Regions from separate parts of the Homo sapiens genome. Here region 2 is linked to region 1. A link is a loop called in an ENCODE intact Hi-C map of the cell type or tissue named here. Cell type or tissue: HepG2. All regions are shown on one strand. Each heading gives the region's core, and the rest is flanking DNA. Links, peaks and the distances in the headings are about the cores only. Region 1 holds the start of MC5R (melanocortin 5 receptor). Region 2 has its middle 67 kb from the start of MC2R.

Region 1 (9,097 bases), core at 490-8,489:
TTGAGACAGGCAGATAATTACCCTGCAATGAGATCGGAGCTGGGGTGGGGAAGTGAAGGGGGCTGCCACTCAGGCAGGTGTAGGGGTGTCCACAGAAGAGTCCCAGCAGGAGCTACGGGCCTGGGCCTAAAGGATGAACGGGAGGTTAGAGGGCAAAGGAGAGGAGAGATGGAAATAATTTTGGGTAGAAGGAGCATCAAGAAGTTTTTCAGAAGCCTGAAGTAACAATTAGTATTGAAGAGTCTTCTTAACAAAAATTGGCTAAGTAACTACAAGAACTGCAAGATTGAAATACCGGAAAAGAGACTTCCTCTCCAGATCTTGTGGCTAACTTCCCAGTGATTACCTGGGTGCTGGACTAAGGCATCTCTGAGTATCTCCCCAGTGAACGATTCCACACCCTTCAGCAGGAGCACAGTGAGTTCCGTTGCTTATCAGGAGCTATGTGCTTCTGGAAGGAAAGGACTGTCTATTCGGTCTTCAGTCTAACATCCTTAGCTTTTTCTCTTTTTTTTTTTTTTTTTTTTTTTTGAGACGGAGTCTCGCTCTGTCGCCCAGGCTGGAGTGCAGTGGCATGATCTCGGCTCACTGCAAGCTCCGCCTCCCGGGTTCACGCCATTATCCTGCCTCAGCCTCCCGCGTAGCTGGGACTACAGGCGCCCGCCACCATGCCCGGCTAATTTTTGTATTTTTAGTAGAGACGGGGTTTCACCATGTTAGCCAGGATGGTCTCGATCTCCTGACCTCGTGATCTGCCCGTCTCGGCCTCCCAAAGTGCTGGGATTACAGGCGTGAGCCACCGTGCCCGGCCCCTAACATCCTTAGCTTTAAACTAAATGCAAAGGATGCTTACTGGGTCCTGTTCAAAGATGAGAGGTGTGTACAGTTTCAAACATAACCTTCCCCAGGGACTTTCAGAATCTTGACCTACATGGCATTGCAGAGATTACGTCTTTCTAGCAGTCAAAATAAAACAAACATTAAATAGAAATGAAAAACCAAAATAGAAATTTGAAAATTCCCCCAAATCCCACACCAAACCCCAAGTCCTCGTTTTCTGGCTTGAGAGGGAATATTGAGGGTTGGTGTGGAAGGGTCCCACTGTGCCAACACTGTGTGTAGCCTGCTTGTTCAGGGCCGGTTTTTGTTTTCGGCCTTGACACCTCAGAGTCAGGATTACTTGGTAATTTTGCTGCAGCTGCCAAGAGCTGGGCCTGAGCATGAATTGGCAGCATCCCCAGGCAGGGGGTGGAGAAAGGGATTCAGCCCAGGGGCCTGTTCATCTCGTGAGGTTCTGCCACTGATGCACAACCTTCTTCCCACCTGAACTCCTCCAGTGCCATCTCCTCGCCGTGGCTGGGCTGCTGTAACGCTACAAATCTAAAAGTGTTGTGCTGCTGCTTAAGCCCTGGCAAGGCTTCCCCTTGCCTTAGCCTCAGTACCTTCGTAGAACCTGCAAAGCCTTGGGTGCCCTCACAAGCTCTTTCTCCAGTCACTGGCACTCTCTCTCTCCCTCAAAGAAACCCACCCCTCCCGCCTTAGCGCCCTAGCTGGATGTTCCCCAGCCTCCTCCCACCTGGTGACCGCATTTCACCCTTCAGCCCTCAGCTTCCATCTCCTGCTTTGGCCCATTCTGTACCCATCACGGGCCTCTCTGCATGTCCAACTCTCTTCCCTTCGCTTCATGCTCTCTCCCTGTTCCTCTCTGCCTGCCTTTGGGATCCCAGGGCACCTGAGTTTCCTCCTCTGTGGCAATGGGACTGAGGCACAGGACTTGAGTCCTTAGACTGTGATTAAGCACAGATACCACCTGGAAGTCTGGATTCAGATCCTGATCCTGCTTTCATCACCAACTGAGAAGTCACATGACTACTCAGAGCTTCAGCTTCCCCATCTGTAAGATGCTGGGAAGAATGTCGACTTTATAGGGCTGCTGGGAGAATTCACTGAGAATACGGACATGCAGACCACAGTATTGGACACTGCAGGCTCCCAGCAAATGTTCCTTTCCTTTTCTCTAAGTAAGGTGGGAAACTCGTGCATATCTAGGATCGCATTGCCCAATGTTCATGTGTGACATGGGCAAGTGCATCTACATAAATGTGGGCTTGGGATTGAGAAGATTTGGATCAACAGCTGGTGGCACCACTGACCAGCCAAATAGTGTCAGAAACTCCATGAGCCTCAGAGTCTGTGTCTATGAATATGGTAATAATGTTAATACCTTCCAGGGTTGCTTTAAGGACTACGTAAGTTAATATATGAAAGTATTTTGTAATCCTTGGAGTTTAAAAATTGTCATAACCCAGCACTTGTGATTATCTTGCTTTCTCAGCACTCACTTGGGTGAGCTTTGCCTTGCAGCAGGTCTTTTAGTGCCTTCGTCCAGCCCCTTGGTGGTGTTGAGCACAGAGATGACATTTGATAAGAGTTTTCTGGCGCCATGAGAGCGACAGACACAGAGCTGTGCCAGACACCTCAGGGGAGGACCTGCTGCCCAACTGTAGGGGTGGTCTGCTGCCTCCCCCAGCTGTCAGCCCCTCCGGTTTGGCCTCACACCTTCCCGGAAGCAGCTTGCTTCTGGTGACTGAGCTGGGTGGGGCGTGAGGGCTGAGGTTGTTGGAGCTGCCTGGCAGCTCTCTTCTCTCCCTCCCCTCCCATCCCTCCCTCCGCAGGCCTGCCCCCAGGAGGCTTCCCCACAGCATCCTGCATGGTGAACTCTTCAGAGCCTGTGACTCAGAGAACCCAGGCCGAGACATCCAGTGTCCAGCTAGATTTGACCCTTGCAAGCCTTCACAGATATGACTCCACGGGTTGTCTCTGTGCACTCGAATTGAGAATCCTCTCTGTTGTCATTGTTCAAGAAATAAAACACCTGGGTTGTTGCATGTTATGCTGGTCTTTGACAGGGAAAGGAACATTCCTTCCTGGGTGGCTCATGTCATCGTGTGTGTTCAGCATTGTCATTAGGCTGCTGTTTGGGAGAAAGTTTCCAATGACAGGAACAGTTGAAGAGCTTAGTCTCTATTCTCTTAACTCTATTAACCTTAATTCAATTATTTTCCTGCAAGAAACCGAGAATTCCTACATCACCTAAGGTGTTTCAGAATATAAAAATAATCAAAATATTTCCCCAGTTTATTAAACAAAGTTAGGGTAACTTATATACCAAAATCTGATAAAGACAGTATGAAGACAGGAACACTGCACATCAAATCCAGCAGCATTTTAAAAGAATAATGCCCGGTGGCACCAGGGCTCTCAGGGAGGCTGCGTCCTGCCGGGGAAAGTGCTTGGGCTCTGAGTCAGTCGGGGCTCAGCTCTCTAGCGCTGGAAGCTGGAGCTTGCTAAGTCACCTCTCCCAGCACCGGCTCCTTCCATTGCGAGAGGAGAAACCCACTTCTAGGGTTTCGTAAAGGTTGAGGAAGGTAATTCCTGTGCAGCACTCAGGGTCACCCCTGCACATAGGGCCCCTGGGCCAGCCGCCCTCACCACTGTGGGAGGCCGCCTGCTGTGGTCCAGCTGCTCATCTTGCACAGAGCCCTCCATTTTGAGCACTTTCCTGGGACACCAGGACCTTTTGCAGAGCCCTCTCTGATCTGATCTTGGATGTGAGGACTATATGTGGGAGTGCTTGACCCTGCTGATGTTTTCAACACACGGAAATGGGTTCCCTCCCTCACACCACATTCCCAATATGTATTCTCAACATTCAGAACCTCCTTCTAGAATTCCACCCTGTGGCTCCCAGCACGGCTTGGGACTCCAGTGGCGTGAGGCCAGCCAGACTGTGGTCCCCACACTTGAAATACTGGAAGGTTGTGATCATCTGCAAAGCCCAAGGAAAGCTCTGGTAGTGATATGGCCCCGTGCATCCTGCCCTGGCTTGCAGGGCAGTGGCACTTCTGCTTATTGTGAGTATAATGATTCTTTTGGGGGTTGAAGGTCAGTTTTAGGTGTCAGAGAAGGAGTGGGGTCCAGAAACTATTGCGAAAGGCCAGGATATTTGGTGAGAGGACATCCTTTGTTCTTTTTTGCTGGAGTAAGGAAAGCCTGTGTGGTTGATAAAGCCTGGCATGGCATGTGTAGTCCTGGAGGAGGGGTGAGAGCCTTGGGCAAAGAGGGGCGTGGTAGGGCCACAGATGAGGGCTCCCAGGCACTGGGCCTCCTTCCCAAAGAACAATCATCAGGACATCCCAGAGACCACTGTCCAGGAGAAACGGGGTGACAAGCCCTCTTTGAGCTCGGGAGCATTTTAATCAGTGCTCAAGAGGAAGAGAAAAGAAACAAAAAGTGCAACCAGCCAGAAAAACAACCAAGCAGCTACCCACCCAACCACCCATCCACCCACCCACTGACCCAACCAACCACTCCCCCACCCAACCACCTATCCATCCACCCACCGACCCAACCAACCAACCAACCAACCACCCACACAACCACCCATCCACCCAACCCACTGACCCAACCAACCAAACCAAGCAACCACCCACCCAACCACCCATCCACCCACCCACTGACCCAACCAACCTAGCAACCACTCACCCAACCACCCATCCATCCACCCACTGACCCAGCCAACCAACCAACCAACCAACCACCCTCCCAACCACCCATCCACCCACCCACTGACCCAACCAACCAACCAAGCAACCACCCACCCAACGACCCACCCACCCACCCACTGACCCAACCAACCAACCAAGCAACCACCCACCACCCACCCACCCACTGACCCAACCAACCAACCAAGCAACCACCCACCTACCCAACCAACCCCCACTTACCCAATCAACCAACCAAGCAACCATCCACTCACCCAACCAACCACCCACCCACCCAAGCAACCAATCAACGAACCAAGCAACCACCCACCTACCCAACCAACTACCCCCCACCCACCCAAGCAAGCGAGCAAGCGAGCAAGCAACCAAGTAACCATCTACTCACTCAACCAAGCAACCACCCACCTACCCAACCAACCAATCAACCAACCAAGCAACCACCCACCTACCCAACCAACCAATCAACCAACCAAGGAACCACCCACCTACCCAATCAACGAACCCCCCACCCAACCAGCCAAGCAACCAAGTAACCATCCACTCACCTAACCAATCAACCAATCAACCAATCAGGCAACCACCCACCTACCCAACTAACTAACCCGTAACCACCCAACCAACCAAGCAAGCAACCACCTGCTCACCCAACCAACCAATCACCAAACAAGCAACCACCCACCCACCCACTCAACCAACCAACTACCCAACCAAGCAACCACTCACCCAACCAACCATTCAACCGACCGACCGACCGACCGACCGACCCACCGACCCGACCGACCAACCAACCAACCAAGCAACCATCCAACCATTCAAGAGTGTGTTCGGGGGGATTTTCGCTCGGGGCTGACGCGGTTCTCTGGCCGCTGTGCCGTGCTGGGCCACTAGGTGGCAGCGGAGGCCGCCCGGAGCGACAGCCGGCGGTGCGGAGGCGGGCCCGGCGCGGGCAGGCAGGAGGCTTAAAGCCCCGCAGAGCCGCAGCCGCCTAGCTGGGGGAGAGGCCCGTCCGGGGCTGGCTCTGAGCGCCGCACGGCCGTCGGATCCCGGGGACGCCGGGGGCCCGGGCTGAGCGCCGCGGCCCGCGAGGAGGAGCACCGGTAAATAGCCACAACTTTCTATCTCCTTGAGATCCTGAGAATAAATGCAAAATCGCGCTTCCGCTGCATGTGGAAGTGAGCGGGGCGGCAGCTAGCTTGCCCCGTGAGTTTTTAACACAGCTCGATATGATGTTTAGTATAATTGCATAATTTACCGATATATCTGAGCTGGAACTCAGCTGTAACAAATGATTGTAGTTCAATAAATGCTTAGATTACCAATTTTTTCCTTTTTTATTTTTATAGATTTAGGGGGTACAGGTGCTGTTTTGTTATATGGATGTATTGCATAGTGGTGGAGACTGGGCTTTTAGTGTAGCCATCACCCCTATAGTGTACATTGTACCTATTAAGTAATTTGTTGTCCCTCACCCCCTCCCTCCCTCCCAAAGTGATTACAAATATTAATGATGACAGTGATGACAGAAATTCTCTCCAGATGTGATCTGAGTTTGGAGGGCAAAGGGATTTTTGAAAATGAATCATAAGAGAGAAATTTTGCAACAAAGGAGTGTGGTACATTTAAATTGCTGTTTTTTTTTTTAAATACTGTGCTCACGCGGACCTAATAAACTATCAAGCAGACCTCATGGAATTCCACATAATGCAGAAGCGAGGGAAAAATAGGTATTGAGGGAAAAGCAGCACTGTTTTCCTCAATTTTAACACGTATGTGCAGCCTACACTTACAAACTTAAGACAGTAGCTTTTAACATGTGACTTTGCTCAGGGTAACAGACCATTCTGGTTATAGCCTTACTTACAGCTGTGGAGGCTGAATCCTGATGGGTCTAAGAAGTGTCAGGACAAGTGTTAGGGATGCACCTGTCTGTCTGTCTTAAGGGAATACGGGTCTGGGCAGTCTTAAATCGGAGCTCCCTTGAGGAGAATGTCGTGCAGTAGCCTTAGGAATGTGAACATTGGGAGACTGGCTGGGATTTTGTAGGTTATGAGTTGGGGACACTTATGATAGTGAACTTGAGCCCAGGAGAGAAGCCATAAAAAGTGAAACTGTCCTGGGCACTTGGAGGTGAGTGTCTCTCTAGTAAGATGCATGTGAAAGGCTGGGAGCTGAAAGCAAGGAGAGCAGAAGAGGCTGGTGAAGATTCTAATCTGCGTGTCCAGGGGCACTCTTCCAGGTCTCAGGAACGCAGGTCAGAATGTGCAAGCCAGCTGCCGGGCACGTGGCTCACCCCTGTAGTACCAGCACTTTGGGAGGCTGAGAGAGAAGATCGCTTGTGGCCAGGAGTTTGAGACCAGACTGGGCAACATAGGGAGACCCTGTCTCTTAAAAAAAAAAAAAAAAAAGGACTGAGTGAGCCGAGCCCAGTCCTCTGATGCACTGTGTCATTCATCCCCTTTCTTAGGCTGTGTTGGTTCTAGGCTAGCTGCTGTCTTTCTTTGGTAGGCTGCTAACCTCTTTGGATTGTGAATTTAAAACATGTTTTACAGTAAATTTGCTGCCAAGACAAGAGGTGTATTTCTCCAGCAATGAATTCCTCATTTCACCTGCATTTCTTGGATCTCAACCTGAATGCCACAGAGGGCAACCTTTCAGGACCCAATGTCAAAAACAAGTCTTCACCATGTGAAGACATGGGCATTGCTGTGGAGGTGTTTCTCACTCTGGGTGTCATCAGCCTCTTGGAGAACATCTTGGTCATAGGGGCCATAGTGAAGAACAAAAACCTGCACTCCCCCATGTACTTCTTCGTGTGCAGCCTGGCAGTGGCGGACATGCTGGTGAGCATGTCCAGTGCCTGGGAGACCATCACCATCTACCTACTCAACAACAAGCACCTAGTGATAGCAGACGCCTTTGTGCGCCACATTGACAATGTGTTTGACTCCATGATCTGCATTTCCGTGGTGGCATCCATGTGCAGCTTACTGGCCATTGCAGTGGATAGGTACGTCACCATCTTCTACGCCCTGCGCTACCACCACATCATGACGGCGAGGCGCTCAGGGGCCATCATCGCCGGCATCTGGGCTTTCTGCACGGGCTGCGGCATTGTCTTCATCCTGTACTCAGAATCCACCTACGTCATCCTGTGCCTCATCTCCATGTTCTTCGCTATGCTGTTCCTCCTGGTGTCTCTGTACATACACATGTTCCTCCTGGCGCGGACTCACGTCAAGCGGATCGCGGCTCTGCCCGGGGCCAGCTCTGCGCGGCAGAGGACCAGCATGCAGGGCGCGGTCACCGTCACCATGCTGCTGGGCGTGTTTACCGTGTGCTGGGCCCCGTTCTTCCTTCATCTCACTTTAATGCTTTCTTGCCCTCAGAACCTCTACTGCTCTCGCTTCATGTCTCACTTCAATATGTACCTCATACTCATCATGTGTAATTCCGTGATGGACCCTCTCATATATGCCTTCCGCAGCCAAGAGATGCGGAAGACCTTTAAGGAGATTATTTGCTGCCGTGGTTTCAGGATCGCCTGCAGCTTTCCCAGAAGGGATTAAGCACAAAGTGCTCCTCTCTGTGGCTCTGTTCTCCTTTGTTTGCTCACCTATGACAAAGCGACAGCCAAGGGGTAGGCGGGAGTGCTAGCATCCCATTTTTCTCTTTACCAGCTCAGACATGGGCCTAAGAGGCTCTCTCTGTTCAGTTCCTGGTGATTATGTCCAACATGCAAGGGTTGCTTATCCACTCTGGGGACAGTCATGACAATTTCTTACTGTCCTTTTGTGTCCTATGGTTTCTACTGCTCCCACCCATTTCTGGGGGCCCCATCCACCCTCCACCTAGCAGGCATGTGCTCGGGGAATGCACAGCACCCTCAGTGCAAGCCAGACATGATGAAACACGTATTGTGACGCGAAGAAAACCGTGATATCGACGCCAGGTGGGATTGCTTCTTCTCCCCAGAAGCAGGTCCACACTCTGCTGGCTGCACTCTGAGCTATGCATGCTTTTCAGGGAAGAAAAGAGTGGCCAGATTCTTTCCATCAGAAGCAATCTGTTCATTTGTTCTGAAATGTCTTCTTTGCTCCCCTTGCCTGAACTTTTGATTCATGGCTTTTGTTCATAATTGTCTGAATAATTGTACTTCTGTCAATCATGGTGTTGCGCTTACCCAGACATAAAACCTTATGCTAGAAACCCTGCCTCATGTGCTGTGGAAGACTCTGTGACTCTTTCTTACTGTCTTATTTGGGCTCAATCTGGGGTTTCCAAAAGGATGACTGGGGGCATTACAGGGGCTCAAGGAGTTCAAGGTGCCCAGTGCTGCAAGTAGCACACGTCCACAGCCAGGCTTGCTTTGAGTGGCTCACACCGGATCTGTGTTGGAGTCTGAACTCTGGCCTGTGTACTTGGAGGCATGTCAATCTCATTTCAGCAGCCAACAAAGGTCAGGGCCCAACCTATAGCCCAGGGAGCCCCATCTTCTCCCAACCTAGACTGGAGCAGAGAAACCCGAGTTCAGG
Region 2 (9,097 bases), core at 679-8,678, 160 kb after region 1:
TGCATCTATTGAGATAATCATGTGGTTTTTGTCTTTGGCTCTGTTTATATGCTGGATTACATTTATTGATTTGCGTATATTGAACCAGCCTTGCATCCCAGGGATGAAGCCCACTTGATCATGGTGGATAAGCTTTTTGATGTGCTGCTGGATTCGGTTTGCCAGTATTTTATTGAGGATTTTTGCATCAATGTTCATCAAGGATATTGGTCTAAAATTCTCTTTTTTGGTTGTGTCTCTGCCCGGCTTTGGTATCAGAATGATGCTGGCCTCATAAAATGAGTTAGGGAGGATTCCCTCTTTTTCTATTGATTGGAATAGTTTCAGAAGGAATGGTACCAGTTCCTCCTTGTACCTCTGGTAGAATTCGGCTGTGAATCCATCTGGTCCTGGACTCTTTTTGGTTGGTAAACTATTGATTATTGCCACAATTTCAGAGCCTGTTATTGGTTTATTCACAGATTCAACTTCTTCCTGGTTTAGTCTTGGGAGAGTGTATGTGTCGAGGAATGTATCCATTTCTTCTAGATTTTGTAGTTTATTTGCGTAGAGGTGTTTGTAGTATTCTCTGATGGTAGTTTGTATTTCTGTGGGATCGGTGGTGATATCCCCTTTATCATTTTTTATTGTGTCTATTTGATTCTTCTCTCTTTTTTTCTTTATTAGTCTTGCTAGCGGTCTATCAATTTTGTTGATCCTTTCAAAAAACCAGCTCCTGGATTCATTGATTTTTTGAAGGGTTTTTTGTGTCTCTATTTCCTTCAGTTCTGCTCTGATTTTAGTTATTTCTTGCCTTCTGCCAGCTTTTGAATGTGTTTGCTCTTGCTTTTCTAGTTCTTTTAATTGTGATGTTAGGGTGTCAATTTTGGATCTTTCCTGCTTTCTCTTGTAGGCGTTTAGTGCTATAAATTTCCCTCTACACACTGCTTTGAATGCATCCCAGAGATTCTGGTATGTGGTGTCTTTGTTCTCGTTGGTTTCAAAGAACATCTTTATTTCTGCCTTCATTTCGTTATGTACCCAGTAGTCATTCAGGAGCAGGTTGTTCAGTTTCCATGTAGTTGAGTGGCTTTGAGTGAGATTCTTAATCCTGAGTTCTAGTTTGATTGCACTGTGGTCTGAGAGATAGTTTGTTATAATTTCTTTTCTTTTACATTTGCTGAGGAGAGCTTTACTTCCAACTATGTGTTCAATTTTGGAATAGGTGTGGTGTGGTGCTGAAAAAAATGTATATTCTGTTGATTTGGGGTGGAGAGTTCTGTAGATGTCTATTAGGTCTGCTTGGTGCAGAGCTGAGTTCAATTCCTGGGTATCCTTGTTGACTTTCTGTCTCGTTGATCTGTCTAATGTTGACAGTGGGGTGTTAAAGTCTCCCATTATTAATGTGTGGGAGTCTAAGTCTCTTTGTAGGTCACTCAGGACTTGCTTTATGAATCTGGGTGCTCCTGTATTGGGTGCATAAATATTTAGGATAGTTAGCTCCTCTTGTTGAATTGATCCCTTTACCATTATGTAATGGCCTTCTTTGTCTCTTTTGATCTTTGTTGGTTTAAAGTCTGTTTTATCAGAGACTAGGATTGCAACCCCTGCCTTTTTTTGTTTTCCATTGGCTTGGTAGATCTTCCTCCATCCTTTTATTTTGAGCCTATGTGTGTCTCTGCACGTGAGATGGGTTTCCTGAATACAGCACACTGATGGGTCTTGACTCTTTATCCAACTTGCCAGTCTGTGTCTTTTAATTGCAGAATTTAGTCCATTTATATTTAAAGTTAATATTGTTATGTGTGAATTTGATCCTGTCATTATGATGTTAGCTGGTGATTTTGCTCATTAGTTGATGCAGTTTCTTCCTAGTCTCGATGGTCTTTACATTTTGGCATGATTTTGCAGCGGCTGGTACCGGTTGTTCCTTTCCATGTTTAGCGCTTCCTTCAGGAGCTCTTTTAGGGCAGGCCTGGTGGTGACAAAATCTCTCAGCATTTGCTTGTCTATAAAGTATTTTATTTCTCCTTCACTTATGAAGCTTAGTTTGGCTGGATATGAAATTCTGGGTTGAAAATTCTTTTCTTTAAGAATGTTGAATATTGGCCCCCACTCTCTTCTGGCTTGTAGGGTTTCTGCCGAGAGATCCGCTGTTAGTCTGATGGGCTTTCCTTTGAGGGTAACCTGACCTTTCTCTCTGGCTGCCCTTAACATTTTTTCCTTCATTTCAACTTTGGTGAATCTGACAATTATGTGTCTTGGAGTTGCTCTTCTCGAGGAGTATCTTTGTGGCGTTCTCTGTATTTCCTGAATCTGAACGTTGGCCTGCCTTGCTAGATTGGGGAAGTTCTCCTGGATAATATCCTGCAGAGTGTTTTCCAACTTGGTTCCATTCTCCGCATCACTTTCAGGTACACCAATTAGACGTAGATTTGGTCTTTTCACATAGTCCCATATTTCTTGGAGGCTTTGCTCATTTCTTTTTATTCTTTTTTCTCTAAACTTCCCTTCTCACTTCATTTCATTCATTTCATCTTCCATTGCTGATACCCTTTCTTCCAGTTGATCGCATCGGCTCCTGAGGCTTCTGCATTCTTCACGTAGTTCTCGAGCCTTGGTTTTCAGCTCCATCAGCTCCTTTAAGCACTTCTCTGTATTGATTATTCTAGTTATACATTCTTCTAAATTTTTTTCAAAGTTTTCAACTTCTTTGCCTTTGGTTTGAATGTCCTCCCGTAGCTCAGAGTAATTTGATCGTCTGAAGCCTTCTTCTCTCAGCTCGTCAAAATCATTCTCCATCCAGCTTTGTTCCGTTGCTGGTGAGGAACTGCGTTCCTTTGGAGGAGGAGAGGCGCTCTGCGTTTTAGAGTTTCCAGTTTTTCTGTTCTGTTTTTTCCCCATCTTTGTGGTTTTATCTACTTTTGGTCTTTGATGATGGTGATGTACAGATGGGTTTTCGGTGTAGATGTCCTTTCTGGTTGTTAGTTTTCCTTCTAACAGACAGGACCCTCAGCTGCAGGTCTGTTGGAATACCCTGCCGTGTGAGGTGTCAGTGTGCCCCTGCTGGGGGGGTGCCTCCCAGTTAGGCTGCTCGGGGGTCAGAGGTCAGGGACCCACTTGAGGAGGCAGTCTGCCCGTTCTCAGATCTCCAGCTGCGTGCTGGGAGAACCACTGCTCTCTTCAAAGCTGTCAGACAGGGACACTTAAGTCTGCAGAGGTTACTGCTGTCTTTTTGTTTGTCTGTGCCCTGCCCCCAGAGGTGGAGCCTACAGAGGCAGGCAGGCCTCCTTGAGTTGTGGTGGGCTCCACCCAGTCCGAGCTTCCCGGCTGCTTTGTTTACCTAAGCAAGCCTGGGCAATGGCGGGCGCCCCTCCCCCAGCCTCGTTGCCGCCTTGCAGTTTGATCTCAGACTGCTGTGCTAGCAATCAGCGAGATTCCGTGGGCGTAGGACCCTCTGAGCCAGGTGTGGGATATAGTCTCGTGGTGCGCCGTTATTTAAGCCGGTCTGAAAAGCGCAATATTCGGGTGGGAGTGACCCGATTTTCCAGGTGCGTCCGTCACCCCTTTCTTTGACTCGGAAAGGGAACTCCCTGACCCCTTGCGCTTCCCAGGTGAGGCAATGCCTCGCCCTGCTTCGGCTCGCGCACGGTGCGCGCACACACTGGCCTGCGCCCACTGTCTGGCACTCCCTAGTGAGATGAACCCGGTACCTCAGATGGAAATGCAGAAATCACCCGTCTTCTGCGTCGCTCACGCTGGGAGCTGTAGACCGGAGCTGTTCCTATTCGGCCATCTTGGCTCCTCCACCTTCTTTCTTTTTTCTTTTTTTTTTTTTTGACCTTTTTTATGATCTCCCTTAGGGAAGAAATGTTGGCTGTAGTGAGATCATATTATACATAACCATACCTCATTATGTTTCTTAATAGCACCATCAAACAGTAAGCTGGCAGTTTGGGGGCACAACCAGGTTTCCTGGCAATAAAGAGAACTGTCTGCCACACAGTGTGGCATTGTAGAGATCTTGGGCACATTAGGTTGTATCCACATTTCATTGTCCTGTTGAAGGCACAGTGCAGGCCTGTGGCCTTATTGGAAGGGAGGAGATGGGGAGTCCTCTAAATGGGGAAGATCTGCTCAGCAACAGACCTGGGGCAGGTCCTTAGGCTTCCATGTGAGAGGGGACTGCTATCTCTGAATCTCACTCTGCTCTGAACTTCTAGGAGCCTTGCCAAGCCTGAGACCCTCTGGTGGTGGGAATTACAAACAGCTTCAGCCAGGCTGCAGCCAAACTGGAGAAACGCTGTGAGCATCACAGTCAGAGCCTCAAAGAGGAAGTTGCGAGAAGGCGACCCAAGTATTTAATTGCCAATGATTTCAACTGTCCGTTTGCCATTGGCTTTTTGGGTCTTGATAGTCTTTTTCCAAGCCTCAAGCTTATCTTGCCATGCTATGAAAATCAAGGGAAGAGCTGTGTGAACTCTTTGGCTGAAGTGTTAAAGGAAAAGTACCTTCTCCCCTTTAATTGACAGATCCTCAAGTGGCTGGTGTGTACCATGGAGTAGCTGTTAGGACCTCCTCACATGAGGACTTTTCCTCTGACGCCAGGATAGCTTGAGGCTGGCAAAAGTCCTTATGCTTCCTGACTGAGAATTATCTATCAATTAATTGGTTAATTTAAAAATATTCTTGAGTACTTATTATATTTTAGGCACTGTGGGGAATGCAAAAAAGCAAAAGCAGACGACATGTTAGTTTGTCCTCCATTACAACAAAAGATAATTGGAGAAATAAAATCTGATCTTCTTGACTAATAGTCGATCCGTGATAGTAAAGAATCAATGTCAAATTGATAGAAGCGCAACAGAGAGCTCTTTGGATGACCAGTTCTAGATATCATTGAAGCTGTACTCATTTTGTTATCTCCACATGAAGAGTTTAAAGAAAAGTATGGATTATTTTCTGTTCTGATTCATCAAGAACTGTGGCCTTTCTGAGGCTCAATGCGGGTCCTTGGCACTCAGAATTGATCAACACTTTCTCCAGGTCAATGTCACCATTGTCCCTTGTGGCTGTGCTGTCCCACACATGACACTGCATTCCTTGAATTCTATAGGCACTGTTTCCCCACCACTTAGCTCATGGGAAGTGGGAGTGAGAGCAGAGATTTGGGTGGTGATGAGAAAGGTATTAGTCTGACATGGCATTTTGGGTTTGTTTGTTTGTTTTTTTTTTGAGGGACTACATTAATGATTTTGTGGTTTTCTGACTGTTTTACTTTCCCTTAAAAGTACCATCTTCATGAAGGTGTTTCCAGTGTTAATCCTTTGATGATTTATTTTGATGTATGGGCACAGTCTTGTATTAGAAATATGTGACTCTAGTTTACCAGGAGTAAACTTCTTTCACCCTCCAAAGCATCCTGGTCTGGATGAAAATTATATGGCAAGCCTAGCTTGTCTAGTATACATACCTTTAACCTCACACTCAGGCATTATGTTACAATGAAGGTAAATTTCAGAGCAAATTCTGGTATATGTAGACCCACAAGCAAGCAGACATAAAACTCGTCACAACCTGTTCTGTATGTTTGATAAAATCTCAGCTCTGTCCTCAGCTGAACCCTGATGGTTTATTTAAGGCTGACGCTACAGGATTTCAGTGGCATGCTTCAGCTAACACTCTAGATAGAATTAGTTAATAGCTTCCTCAGGCAAGTGACTGGGACTCAGAACCTATGTAATCTGAGCCCAGGACATGATTCCAAAGTATACAGGATATTAAAAATCACTAAATGTTATACTCTGTTCATATAAGGGGGCAGTGGGTGCCTGTGCCATATTTCTATCCAATTCACATGTCTTGGGCATTACTAATATCAACAACAAAAGACCATTCTAACACCCATTGTGCTCATTAATAACATCACTGGTGTTGACGGAAGAGAAACTTGGCTGAAATACCAAGGAAATAGAGCCTGTGCAGATGCTAAGATGGGCTTTGGAAGGGAATCAGAAGAGTTGTGTCTCAAATTTAGAAGACACAGAGCAGCAAGTGTTCCAAGAACTGGAACTTCAGAGAGAAGTCAACAGCATCAACTGTGACAAGATGTCTGCTTTATGTGTCAAGAAGATCTTGGTGACTTGCCCAGTGGGGTTGAAGGGAGTGCAGAGGGTGGAAGCTAGACTGTGAGAGCTTGAAGAGTATGTGGTTGGGGAGCAAGTGGAAGTGGCAAGTATAGACAAGTCAGTCCCATTTGTGCTGCCACTTCAGTTTCATGGGCTGTTGTGTTACAGAGGCACTGCCTGAAGATTGCACCTTTGCATTGAATTTTGCAAGTGTGATCCTAAGAAGTCTTTCTCTGATGGGTTATTGTGAGTCTGAGCAGGAGGATGAGGCTGTGCAGTCCATCTATGTCACCCTATGTGAGATAGGTGTGTTAGTGTGTGCGTTGTGGGAGCAGGTATTTTGCTGCCCCCTTCATATACTTCCCTTTCTCTGGTACCCTGGATATTTTAGCCTTTAAGAGCTCTATCAGTGGCATTTTTGTCTTCTTCCTAAGACTTCTTGGGAGTTCTCTCTTCCTCTCTCATGGTATCAACAATGTATTTCTCAAGTCTGCATCTCCAGCTCAGACCTCTCCTTTAAATTTAGACTCACACATCTTATTGCCTACTGGATATTCTACAGACACCTCAAAGACTATGAATAATTGCATTGTCCTATGACTTTATATGTTATAACTTATTTAATCTCCATAATGACCCTATGATGTAGATTCTGTTACTATCTTTATTTTATGGATGAGGAAACTGAAGCATAGAGAGGTTAAATAATTTTCCTTAAAATACATGGCTCAAGAAAAAAAATAAATGGTATCCAAATAGGAAGAGAGGAAGTCAATCATATAATCTGTTTGCAGACGGTATGATTCTATACATAGAAAACCCCATAGTCTGTGCTCAAAACTCCTTGATCTGATAAAAACTTCAGCAAAGTTTTAGAATACAAACTGAATATACAAAAATCAGTAGCACTCCTATACACCAACAACATCCAAGCTGAGAGCCAAACCAAGAATGCAATCTCATTCACAATAGCCACAAAAAGAATACAATACCTAGGAATACTGCTAACCTGGAAAGCGGAAGATTTCTTCAACAAGAATTAAAAAACACTGCTGAGAGAAATCAGAGGTGACACAAACAAATGGAAAAGCATTCCACATTCATGGATAGGACGAATCAATATCATTAAAATGGCCATACTGCTAAATGCAATTTACAGATGCAATACTATTCATATCAAGCTACCAATAACATTTTTCACAGAATCAGCACAAAACCATCTAAAATTTATGTGGAACCAAAAAAGAGCCTAAGTAACCAAGACAATCCTAAGCAAAAAGAACAAAGCAGGAGGCATCATGCTACCTGTCTTAAAACTACACTACAGGGCTACAGTAACCAAAACACCATGGTACTGGTACAAAAACAGACACATAGACCAATGGAATGGAACAGAGAGCCCAGAAATAATGCCACACACCTGAAATCATCTAATCTTTGACAAAGTTGACAAAAACAAGCAATGGAGAAAGGACTCTCTATTCAATAAATGGTGCTGGGACAACTGGTTGGCCACATGCAGAAGACTGAAATTGGACTCCTTCCTTACACCATATACAAAAATCAACTCAAGATAGATTAAAGAGGTAAACACGTAAAACCCAAAACTATAAAGACCCTGGAAGACACCTGGCAATACCATTCTGGTCATAGGATCTGGCCAAGATTTCATGACAAAAACACCAAATGCAATTGCAACAAAAGCAAAAATTGTGAAATGGGACCTAATTAAACAAAAGAGCTTTTGCACAGCAAAAGAAACTATCAACAGGGTAAACAGACAATCTACCGAATGGGAGAAAATATTTGCAAGCTATTCATCCAATAAAGGCCTAACATCCAGAATCTATAAGGGACTTAAACAAATCAACAAATGAAAGACAAATAACCCCATTAAAAAGTGGGCAAACAACATGAACAGACACTTTTCAAAAGAAGACACACATGGTCAACACGCATATGAAAAAAATGCTCAAGATCACTAATCATCAGAGAAATGCAAATCAAAACCACAGTGAGATACCATCTCGCATTAGTCAGAATGGCTATTACTAAAAAGTCAAAAAATAACAGATGCTGGCAAGGTTGCAGAGAAAAAGGAAGGCATATACACTGCTGGTGGGAATGTACATTAGTTCAACCATTGTGGAAAGCAGTTTGGTGATTTCTTAAATAACTTGAAGCAGAATTACCATTCAACCCAGCAATCCCATTTTTGGGTATGTACCCAAAGGAATATAAATTTTTCTATCATAAAGACACATACATGTGTATGTTCAATGTAGCACTATTCACAATAGCAAAGACATGGAATCAACCTACATGCCCATCAATGATAGACCGGGTAAAGAAAATGTTGTACCTACTTCTTTACTATGGCTGCATAGTATTACATATATACCATTTAATGCTATGCAGCCATAAGAAAGAACGAGGTGATGTCCTTTGCAGCAACATGGATGGAGCCGAAGGCAATTATCCTAAGCGACCTAACACAGGAACAGAAAATCAAATACAGTATGTTCTCATTTACAAGTGTGAGCTAAACATTGAGTACATGTGGACACAAAGAAGGGAACAACAGACTTTGGAGCCTACTTAATGGTTGAAGGTGGGAGGAGAGAGAGGATAAAAAAATACCTGTTGGGTACTATGCTTATTACCTGAATGGTGAAATAATCTGTACACCAACTCCCGTGACATGCAATTGACCAATATAAAAACCCTGCACATTTACCCCTGAGCCTAAAATAAAAGTTAAAAAAAATGCATAGCTAACAAATGGAGAAGCTGGCTATGTACCCAGGCTGCAGAGTTGGTGTTCTCAAATAGTACACTAGGCTGCCTTTCAACTGTTCCAAACAGAATTCATCAGTGTTCCCCAATCTATTTCTCCTCCCCTTATCGCTATTTGAATTAACATCACTATTATCTATCTTTTCTTCCCTTGCTCTTGCTAAGATCACCTTTTCCAGTTGTTCCTTTATGGG

The links. A loop is a pair of places that touch in the nucleus more often than their neighbours do. Peaks named below come from ENCODE experiments on the same cell type or tissue, not always from the same donor. Only the 100,000 strongest peaks of a DNase experiment are listed, where the experiment ranks them.
Region 2: it touches region 1 in a loop (7-fold over the local background); 3 of 110 quality-filtered maps call a loop at or near these places.

Annotation. Positions count from the first base shown.
Region 1 is chr18:13,818,613-13,827,709 of GRCh38, forward strand. It overlaps MC5R (melanocortin 5 receptor), which reads left to right and starts at 5,537. Exons shown (of 2, transcript NM_005913.3): 1 at 5,537-5,662; 2 at 7,115-8,711. The coding sequence starts at 7,154. The coding sequence ends at 8,131. RefSeq lists silencers at 5,206-5,386, 5,352-5,641, 5,652-5,741. In HepG2, for the core only: a CTCF peak has its summit at 5,456 (motif pointing right); no DNase peak of the experiment used is centred there; H3K4me3 peaks cover 409 bases; H3K27me3 peaks cover 4,278 bases.
Region 2 is chr18:13,978,102-13,987,198 of GRCh38, forward strand. No RefSeq gene overlaps it. Among named protein-coding and RNA genes, the nearest start is that of MC2R, 67 kb to the left of the region's middle. In HepG2, for the core only: a CTCF peak has its summit at 4,232; no DNase peak of the experiment used is centred there.